Regions from separate parts of the Homo sapiens genome. Here region 2 is linked to region 1. Evidence: read pairs that join two places in POLR2A ChIA-PET (ENCODE). Cell type or tissue: GM12878. All regions are shown on one strand. Each heading gives the region's core, and the rest is flanking DNA. Links, peaks and the distances in the headings are about the cores only.

Region 1 (4,388 bases), core at 322-4,321:
TACAACTTGGTGTCTGAGAGGTTTTATCTATGGCTCGTCCTGCTACATTTCTTGGTTCCCTGACCGGGAAGCAAGGTGACTGACAGACGGCCGAGGCAGCCCCTTAGGCGGCTTAAGCCTGCCCTGTGGAGCATCCCTGTGGGGGACTCCGGCCAGCCTGAGTGACGCGATCCAAAGAGCGCTCCCGGGTAGGAAATTGCCCTGGTGGAATGCCTCGCCAGAGCAGCGTGTAGCAGGCCCCCGCGGAGGATTAACACAGTGGCTGAACACCGGGAAGGAACTGGCACTTGGGAGTCCGGACATCTGAAACTTGGTAAGACTAGTCTTTGGAACTTGCCCCACTCCATCTGAGTGGAAGCGTGGCCTGATCACCCACGGTGTGCCTGCATTGGCACTTTTGTTCTGGTTTTGACTTGGCTTGACTTGGTAAGACTAGTCTTTGGAACTTGCCCCACTCCATCTGAGTGGAAGTGTGGCCTGATCACCCACGGTGTGCCTGCATTGGCACTTTTGTTCTGGTTTTGACTTGACTTGAATTGCTGGATACTTTAGTTTTGGTTTTCACTTGGCTTAAATTTTTTGGTATTCAGATTTTGAATTTCATGATTTTGGTTTGGTATAAACGGTAAAAGTGTGTGTGTACCCTCTTTACCCATTCTTTGTCTTGTGGTGAGTATGTGTGGTGTGAGCATGGTATTTTGTCTCGGAAGAAAAAAATATGGGTCAGGCGCAAAGTAAGCCCACCCCACTGGGAACTATGTTAAAAAAAAATTTCAAGATTTAAGGGAGATTACGGTGTTACTATGACACCAGAAAAACTTAGAACTTTGTGTGAAATAGACTGGCTAGCATTAGAGGTGGGTTGGCTATCAGAAGAAAGCCTGGAGAGGTCCCTTGTTTCAAAGGTATGGCACAAGGTAACCTGTAAGCCAAAGCACCCGGACCAGTTTCTATACATAGACAGTTACAGCTGGTTTTAGACCCCCTTCCCCCTCTCCCCACAGTAGTTAAGAGAACAGCAGCATAAGCAGCTGGCAGAGGCAAGGAAAGACCAGCAGAGAGAAAAAAAGGCCATCTATACCAATTTTAAGTTAATTTAGACTGAACAAGGTCTTATTAATAGCAAAGGATAATTGAAATCACAAACTTATAAGGTTTTCAACAAAAGTGAAGTTTGCTAAAAGTTAACAGTGTAACATGTATTATGGTAACTTCTAATCTTGTGGCCTTAGACAGTCTAGTCAAAACACATAAAGAAAGTTTGCTTTAAAAAAACAATGGTTATCTTCAAAAATAAAGGGGAGAGGCAGAATTTATATAAAAAGAGTTATATGATAAATTCTTGTCCTGAAATAAATTAACTGGTTGTTTAAAGAAAAGAATGTTTGTAATAAGTCAAAAAGTTAAAACATGTTTAAAAAATTGTCTGCAAAAGTCATAAAAGAAAAAATTTTATTAAAAAAATTTTAAGCAAAAAATGTTGTATAATTTAAAAGTAATAAGGCCTCCTGTGTACTATTAAGACAGATGCAAATTCCTGGTTGAAATGGATCAAATATTCCATCTGCACATTAAACAAAAGCAATTGTTATGCTTGTGCACATGGCAGGCCAGAGGCCCTGATTGTCCCCCTTCCACTAAGGTGGTCCTCTAGTCGACCAGGCGTGGACTGCATGGTAGCTCTTTTCCAGGATTCTACAGCCTGGAGTAATAAGTCATGCCAAGCTCTCTCTGCTATATCCCAAAGTCTCTGCGGGTCAGCCCCCAAGGGCCATGCAGCTTCTGTCTCCCAACACTAAGTTCACTTCGTGTCTCTCACGGCAGAGAGGAAACTTAGTATTCCTTGGAGACCTGAAGGGATGCAGTGAGCTTAAGAATTTTCAAGAGCTTATCAATCAGTCAGCCCTTGTTCATCCCCGAGTGGATGTGTGGTGGTATTGTGGTGGACCTTTACTGGGCACTCTGCCAAATAACTAGTGTGGCACTTGTGCTTTAGTCCATTTGGCTATCCCTTTCACCCTGGCATTTCATCAACCAAAAAAAAAAAGAAAAAAGAAAAACTCATGTCGGCCCCAGCCCTGAGGCTACCTGACCTGACAAAACTCTTTACACTCTGTGTCAGAAAGAGAAAAAATGGCAGTTGGAGTTTTAACCCAGAATGTAGGGCCCTGACCAAGGCCAGTGGCCTATCTCTCAAAACAACTAGACGGGGTTTCCAAAGGCTGGCCCCCATGTCCAAGGGTCCTGGCAGCAAGGGCCCTGTTAGCACAAGAAGCAAATAAGCTAACTCTTAGACAAAACCTAAACATAAAGTCCCCCCATGCTATGGTGATTTTAATAAATAACAAAGGAAACCATTAGCTAATGAATGCTAGACTAACTAGATACCAAAGCTTGCTCTGTGAAAATCCCCGCATAACCACTGAAGTTTGCAACACCCTAAACCCTGCCACCTTGCTCCCCGTATCAGAGAGCCCAGTTAAACATAACTGTGTAGAAGTACTGGACTCAGTTTATTCTAGTAGGCCCAACCACTGAGACCACGCTTAAACATCAGTAGACTAGGAGCTGTACGTGGATAGGAGAAGCTTCGCCAACCCCTGCAAAGTGACTCTGAAGAAGATGACAAGCCCTGCTCCAGTCACACCCGGAAGCTGACTTGTACACACATGGCCGAAGCATGAGGAAACTCATTGCGGGACTCATTTTCCTCAAAATTTGGACTTGTACAATAAGGACTTCAACTGACCTTCCTCAGACTGAAAACTGTTCCCAGTATATACATCAGGTCACTGAGGTAGGACAAAAGATTGCTACAGTCATATTATTTTATAGTTATTATGAATGCCTAAGAACTCCAAAAGGAACCTGTTTGTATAATAACACTCAGTATAAAGTAGGTAATCCAGGCAGTGACCAGCCCAATGTGTGCTATGACCCCTCTGAACCTCCCAAGATCACAGTCTTTGAAGTAAGACTAAGGACTGGTCCTTTTCTAGGTGACACAAGTAAAGTAATAGCTAGAACAGAAGAAAAAGGGGTCCCCAAAAATGTAATCTTAAAATTTGATGCCTGTGCTGCTATTAATAGTAAACAGCATGGGATAAGATGCAGTTCTCTAGATTGGAAAAAAAGTTACACAGCAGAAAATAAGTACATCTGTCAAAAATCATATTTATGCGAGATGTGTCAATACTGGTCTTGTGTCATTTGAGCTACTTAAAAAGAAAATAAAAAAAGATCCTGTTTGGCTCCAAAAATGAAAAGTCAGCCCCTCCTGCACAAGTGGGAGCTGCATCCTTTTAAAATTGATAATCACAAACCCCTCAGACCCAAGTAAAATAAAAAAAAATGTAACATTAGGCATTGATGGAAAAGGGCTGGATCTTAGTGTAAGCATCCTAATAAAAGGAGAGGTTCAAAAACGCTCTCCAGAACCAGTATTTCAGACCTTCTACCAGTATTTTCTACCAGTATTTCAGTATTTCATGATGAACTAAATGTGCCAGTACCTGAGATTCCAGGAAAAACTAAAAATTTGTTTTTTCCATTAGCCGAACATGTAGCCCAGTCTCTACAAGTCACCTCATGTTATGTCTGTGGAGGAACTGTAACAAGAGATCAATGGCCATGGGAAGCCCGAAAATTAGTTCCTACAGACCCAGTTCCTGATGAATTCCCAGCCCAAAAGAACCACCCTGACAATTTTTGGGTTCTAAAAGTCTCAATTATTGGACAGTATTGCATAGCTAGAGAAGGAAAAGGATTCACTCATCCTGTAAGGTGGCTTAGTTGTCTTAGGCAAAAGCTGTATAATGGTACCACAAAAACAGTTACATGGTAGAGTTCCAATCACACAGAAAGGAATCCATTCAGCAAATTTCCAAAGTTGCAGACTGTTTGGGCCCACCCAGAATTCCACCAGGACTGGACGGCCCCCACCAGGTTATACTGGATATGTGGACACAGAGCTTATGCTAAGCTGCCTGATCAGGACAGGTAGCTGTATAATTGGCACCATTAAGCCATCTTTCTTCTTACTGCCCATAAAAACAGGTGAACTTCTAGGCTTCCCAGTCTATGCTTCCTGCAAAAAATGAAGCATAGCCATAAGTGATTAGAAAAATAATGAATGGCCCTCTGAAAGAATCATACAATACTATAGACCCGCCACTTAGGCACAAGAAGGCTCATGAGGATATCGAACCCCTATCTACATGCTCAACTGAATCATACAGTTGCAAGCTGTTTTAGAAATTATTACTAATAAAACCGGTCAAGCCTTGACCGTTCTTGCCCAGCAAGAGACTCTGATGAGAAATGCTATCTATCAAAATAGAATAGTTCTTGACAACTTGGTAGCAGCTGAAGGAGGAGTTTGTAGAAAA
Region 2 (4,388 bases), core at 113-4,112, 130 kb after region 1:
GGTGACAGCGTGTATCCACGGCAATGGTAGCATGTGATTACGGGAATAAAAGGATTTTAAGGTCATGGGTGGGTTTTCTGGAGGGAGGGGGTTGTGCCCCCACAACCCACCATTTGGTGGAGCCAGTGGCAGCAAAGGGCCAGCCTGTGTGTCTCCATGCTGGGAAGCCTGCCCCTATGCAGGTGAATGTGGATATGTGGGGCTTACCTGGGAGTGTGAGCACATGCTTGCACATGTATGAACGGAGCCTGTGAGAGCATGTGTGTCTGGCTGCCAGATCCCCAGATGAGAGTCCATAGGCTTGTTCCCTGGGGGAGGATTCCCAGGAAAACTTCTTGCTTCTGGGTATTACATGGAGCTGGAACCCCACAGTCCTCTGTATGTTGAGAAGCAGTCTGGTCCCAACCTTTCCCTGTACCCATACTCCCAACCCCAAGTCTAGTGTCTCTGGCCAGAGACTGACTGGGCCAAGTCACCTGGGCCAGGCCACATCTTGGGGTGTCAGTGCCCTGGCCCCGCTCCAGCCCCTGTAATTGCATTCTGCCGCCTAATCCCCCGCCAGCTCAATTAGATCGCAAATTCTTCTTCATTTCCTGCCTCTGATGCTGGCCTCCCTCTGGGCTCACAGGGCCTAGGAGGGAGGGAGGGGATCCTGCCCCGCCTTCCACAGCACTAGGGGCTCTAGAGAGGTGATTAGTTCCAGGCACACTGGCCCCAGAGCACAGGTTAGAACCCTGGGGACCAACAAGACAGGGCTCCACTGGCCCTTTTTGGGTCAGCCTCAGTATCCTCACACTAGGGCAGGGCTGGTGTTACCTGGTATGGGGGCTCTGGGTAGACCAAGCAGATCACTCTAGCCAGGACCCTAGCTTGTACCCTCACCTGGGGCTCCTACAGGCTCTGCCCCTCTCCCATCCTCAAAGCAGTTGCCATCTCCCCAACCCCCCACGGCAGTTGTGACCTTGTTTTTGACCTTTTCTGGGTGTCCCTTGTCAGAGCCAATTGAACCACTGAGCTCCACTGCTACCGGCTCCTCCTAACCTCCACCCAGACAAGTGTGTATGAGCAGTGGCTCTAGAGTCCATCAGATCTGACTCCAAATCCTGGACATGTCACTGCCTAGCTGGATGTGTGACATTTGGGCCAGTTGTGTTATCTCTACAAACCTCAGTTTCCTAATCTCTGAAATTGGACGGTAAGAGAATGCCTGCCTCACAAGGTCATTTTCAGATGGACACAGATGGTTGCATAGTGCCTGGCAGGGAGAGGTGCTCACCTACAATCTGTATTCAGTAAACACTGGCTTTTATAGAGACAAGGAATGCATGTCCCCCGTGAATCCTAAGAAAATAACATGTGGCTCACACCTCGCACTTCTGTCTCCATTCAGCTGATTACCAGGTGTGTGACCGTGGGTGCATCACTTTGTCTGACTTTCTCTTCCTCATCTGTAAAATGGGACTGATAATAGGACAGACCCCATGGGGCACATGGTAGCCTTCTCTGAGATGATGTGTGCAGATGCTTGGCCTCAGTATGTTTTCAAGGTGTTACTTGCCTTCTTTCTTTCCTCACCCCAAGCCTAGGGTGGGGTAGAGCTGGTGAAGACACAGGCTCAGGGACAAGGGGACTGACCCAGGTGGTGAAGCTAGTAATGGGGCCAGGCTGGGGTAGCGTGGGAGGGCTGGGGGGTGACCTGCTGGCTCAGCTGAGCTGTGAGGCCCAGCCGTCCCTCCCCACAGGTCTCTGTGGAAAGTGGTGGCTTGGCTGATTTTTCCTGGGAAGGAGAAGCTGGATGTCTCCCGCTCCTTCCCCAGGAGGTGCCGTGGCAGCGGCTGTGTTGACAGGCCTCCTGGCTTTCTTGATAGGGTGGCTGGCAGCTCTGGAAGGCCGGCTGTACCCAGATCAGCCCTAGGGAAGAGGGAACTGCAGAGGTCTCCCTGCCATCACTAATCCCCGAGGCCCATCCCACCCTCAGCCTGTCCCTCCATCGCAGGAGGAGAGCTGGGGAGACTGGCTGTGATGGAGGTGGTGGAGAGACAGGCCAGAGGTGGGGCAGCCCTCCGCCTCAGGGTTCCCCATTGCTCCCTGGCTAGTCTCCTGCTTCCTATGACCTTTGTCACTCACTGGCCTAGCTCTTCAATATTTCATGGCCCTTCAAGCCGGCCCCCTACCCCAGCCCACACAGCCCCCTTTGTCTCTGCCTGCCACCCCCCGCCGCCCCCCTGGGCATCCCTGCCGCTGAATTACTGACCCAGAGGCTGCCTCTGCCTTCTCCTAACTGTCCCCCACTGTGCCTGCCCCTGACACTTTCCCTATCCCTCCTGACCTACCTCCCCACACCTCTCCTTGTGACACCCTTCATCTCTTCGGGATTCTCTCCCCTTCGCTGACATCTCTGACCATCTCCCTGCCCTTTTCCTCCATTTCCCTCTTTTGTTGGCCTCCTCCTTCCCAGTGGAACAGAAACCGCGGCAACTGGTCCGCCTGCCTGTCCACCCCCCAACCACTGTCCACCCCTTCCTGCCCCCTCCCCCACCAGCTGTGCCGGCCGGCCGTGAGAGCTGGTTTTATTTATTTTTCTGTTTGTTTGGGAAGAGGGCAGTGGCGGCTCTGGGCCCTGGCTGCTGCGCTCTGCTTAGAGCAGCGGGCAGGCGGGCCTCACTGGCCTCCCAGGAATGTGGCTGGGACGCCCCAGCTATATTTACTCCCCTCCAGCTGCCGGCCCCAGCAGGGCAGAGCCAGGCCTGCCTGGTGGCCCCCGGGGAGCCCTGTACCCGCCCTCCTCTGTCTGGCAGACCCTACATCGCCCTTGGGCCCAGCACTCCCTCCCTTGCCTGTGACCTTTTCTGACCTCCTCAGACGTGCCCAGCCTGCCAGCAGGAACACTTGTGTGCCATGCCAGTACGGGCGTAATGTTCGGGCACTGGGGGCCTGGGTTCCTGTGGGGCAACCCCTAGCGGCCCCTACACACCCAAGTAGGGGCCTAGGCTGGGCCTGTAATCCGATGGCCAGAACTATGCAAAGCATCTTTCCAGGCCTTTCTCTGTGGGCCTGGCCCCTGCTCTTGCCACAGTCCCCTTGGCTCTGCTGTGATCACTGGCAGGGGTGGTGTCAGGTGGGGGCCTCAGTGGGCTTGAGTGGCTGTGCTCCTGGCATCACTGGATCCCCAGGTCTCTCACACAGGCACACATATGTACGTGTAACACACCTAAGTGCTTACATACACACACATGTGTGCAGAAAGACACCCTCACCCATGAAAACATGCTGGCTTATACCTTCCTTGCAGGCAGGGCCGTGCCTCCTGTCATTGATCCCCTCATTCATCAGATGCTTATTGGGGCTGCTTATTGGGCCTGCTCCTTGCCAGCCTTGCAATGGGATATGGCAGTGATTACTTCTTGTACCCCCAGTGCCTGGCACCAAATAAGTGTTTGAAGAACTTTAGCTGCTGCTGTAATCAGTTGCGGCCCCCGTTAACTGCTATTTTGTTTTTGTTTTTGTTTTTGTTTTTTTGAGATGGAGTCTCACTCTGTCACCCAGGCTGGAGTGCAATGGCGCCATCTTGACTCACTGCAACCCCCACCTCCTGGGTTCAAGCAGTTCTCCTGCCTCAGCCTCCCGAGTAGCTGGGATTACAGGTGTGCGCCACCATGCCTGGCTAATTTTTGTATTTTTAGTAGACATGGGGTTTCTCCATGTTGGCCAGGCTGGTCTCGAACTCCTGACCTCAAGTGATTCACCTGCCTCGGCCTCCCGAAGTGCTGGGATTACAGGCGTGAGCCACCACCCCCGGCCAACTGCTATTGTTGTAATAGATTGTAACAAAGCCAGTGGTAATGGGTAGCCCAACGAAAGTCCTCTCTGTGGCAGGCACCATGTTAACAGCTTTCTGACTTTCACTTTTTTTCATCCCCACAGTAGCCTCAGGTGACATGGGCCCATACCTGGGACAGATGCATGTTGTTAGCATCCCCATATACAGATAAGGAAACTGAGGCCTTGGGAGTTTGTGGCTTGCCACTGCCTAGTGGGATGGAGTCCTGGCAGAGCCCTTGACAGGCTGTTGGCCTCTGTGTGCTGTTTCCTGCACCTTCCACACTATCTGGCACACAGAAGGGACTCCTTAAATGCTTGCTGGGCACAGGCCTTGCTCTTTCCTCTTTGAGGCCCCCATAACCCTTGGCAATGGGCTGGATGTGTTGGGAGATGGGCTGATAGGCTAGTTGGGCAGACAAAAGTGAATGAATGAATGACTGGATGACTGGTGGTGAGGATAAGTACTGTCAGGGGACACTGGGGTAGGGGGTTGCTGGTGAACAGGCTGGCAGGTGGAGACCTACTGGCCCTGTGGAGGATTCTGGGAAGCAAGGTAGGGGCAAGGC

The links. ChIA-PET counts read pairs that join two places held together with the same protein. Peaks named below come from ENCODE experiments on the same cell type or tissue, not always from the same donor. Only the 100,000 strongest peaks of a DNase experiment are listed, where the experiment ranks them.
Region 2: POLR2A ChIA-PET joins it to region 1 with 6 read pairs; 5 of 35 experiments call an interaction of 5 or more read pairs at or near these places.

Annotation. Positions count from the first base shown.
Region 1 is chr5:139,526,300-139,530,687 of GRCh38, forward strand. It overlaps a transcript of UBE2D2 not described here. Among named protein-coding and RNA genes, the nearest start is that of UBE2D2, 33 kb to the right of the region's middle. In GM12878, for the core only: no CTCF peak of the experiment used is centred there; no DNase peak of the experiment used is centred there; H3K4me3 peaks cover 3,560 bases; H3K27ac peaks cover 1,438 bases.
Region 2 is chr5:139,653,224-139,657,611 of GRCh38, forward strand. The region is part of intron 1 of CXXC5 (CXXC finger protein 5); the gene reads left to right. Among named protein-coding and RNA genes, the nearest start is that of CXXC5-AS1, 5.7 kb to the left of the region's middle. RefSeq lists an enhancer at 1,594-1,643. In GM12878, for the core only: a CTCF peak has its summit at 1,912; no DNase peak of the experiment used is centred there; H3K4me3 peaks cover 1,967 bases; H3K27ac peaks cover 2,223 bases.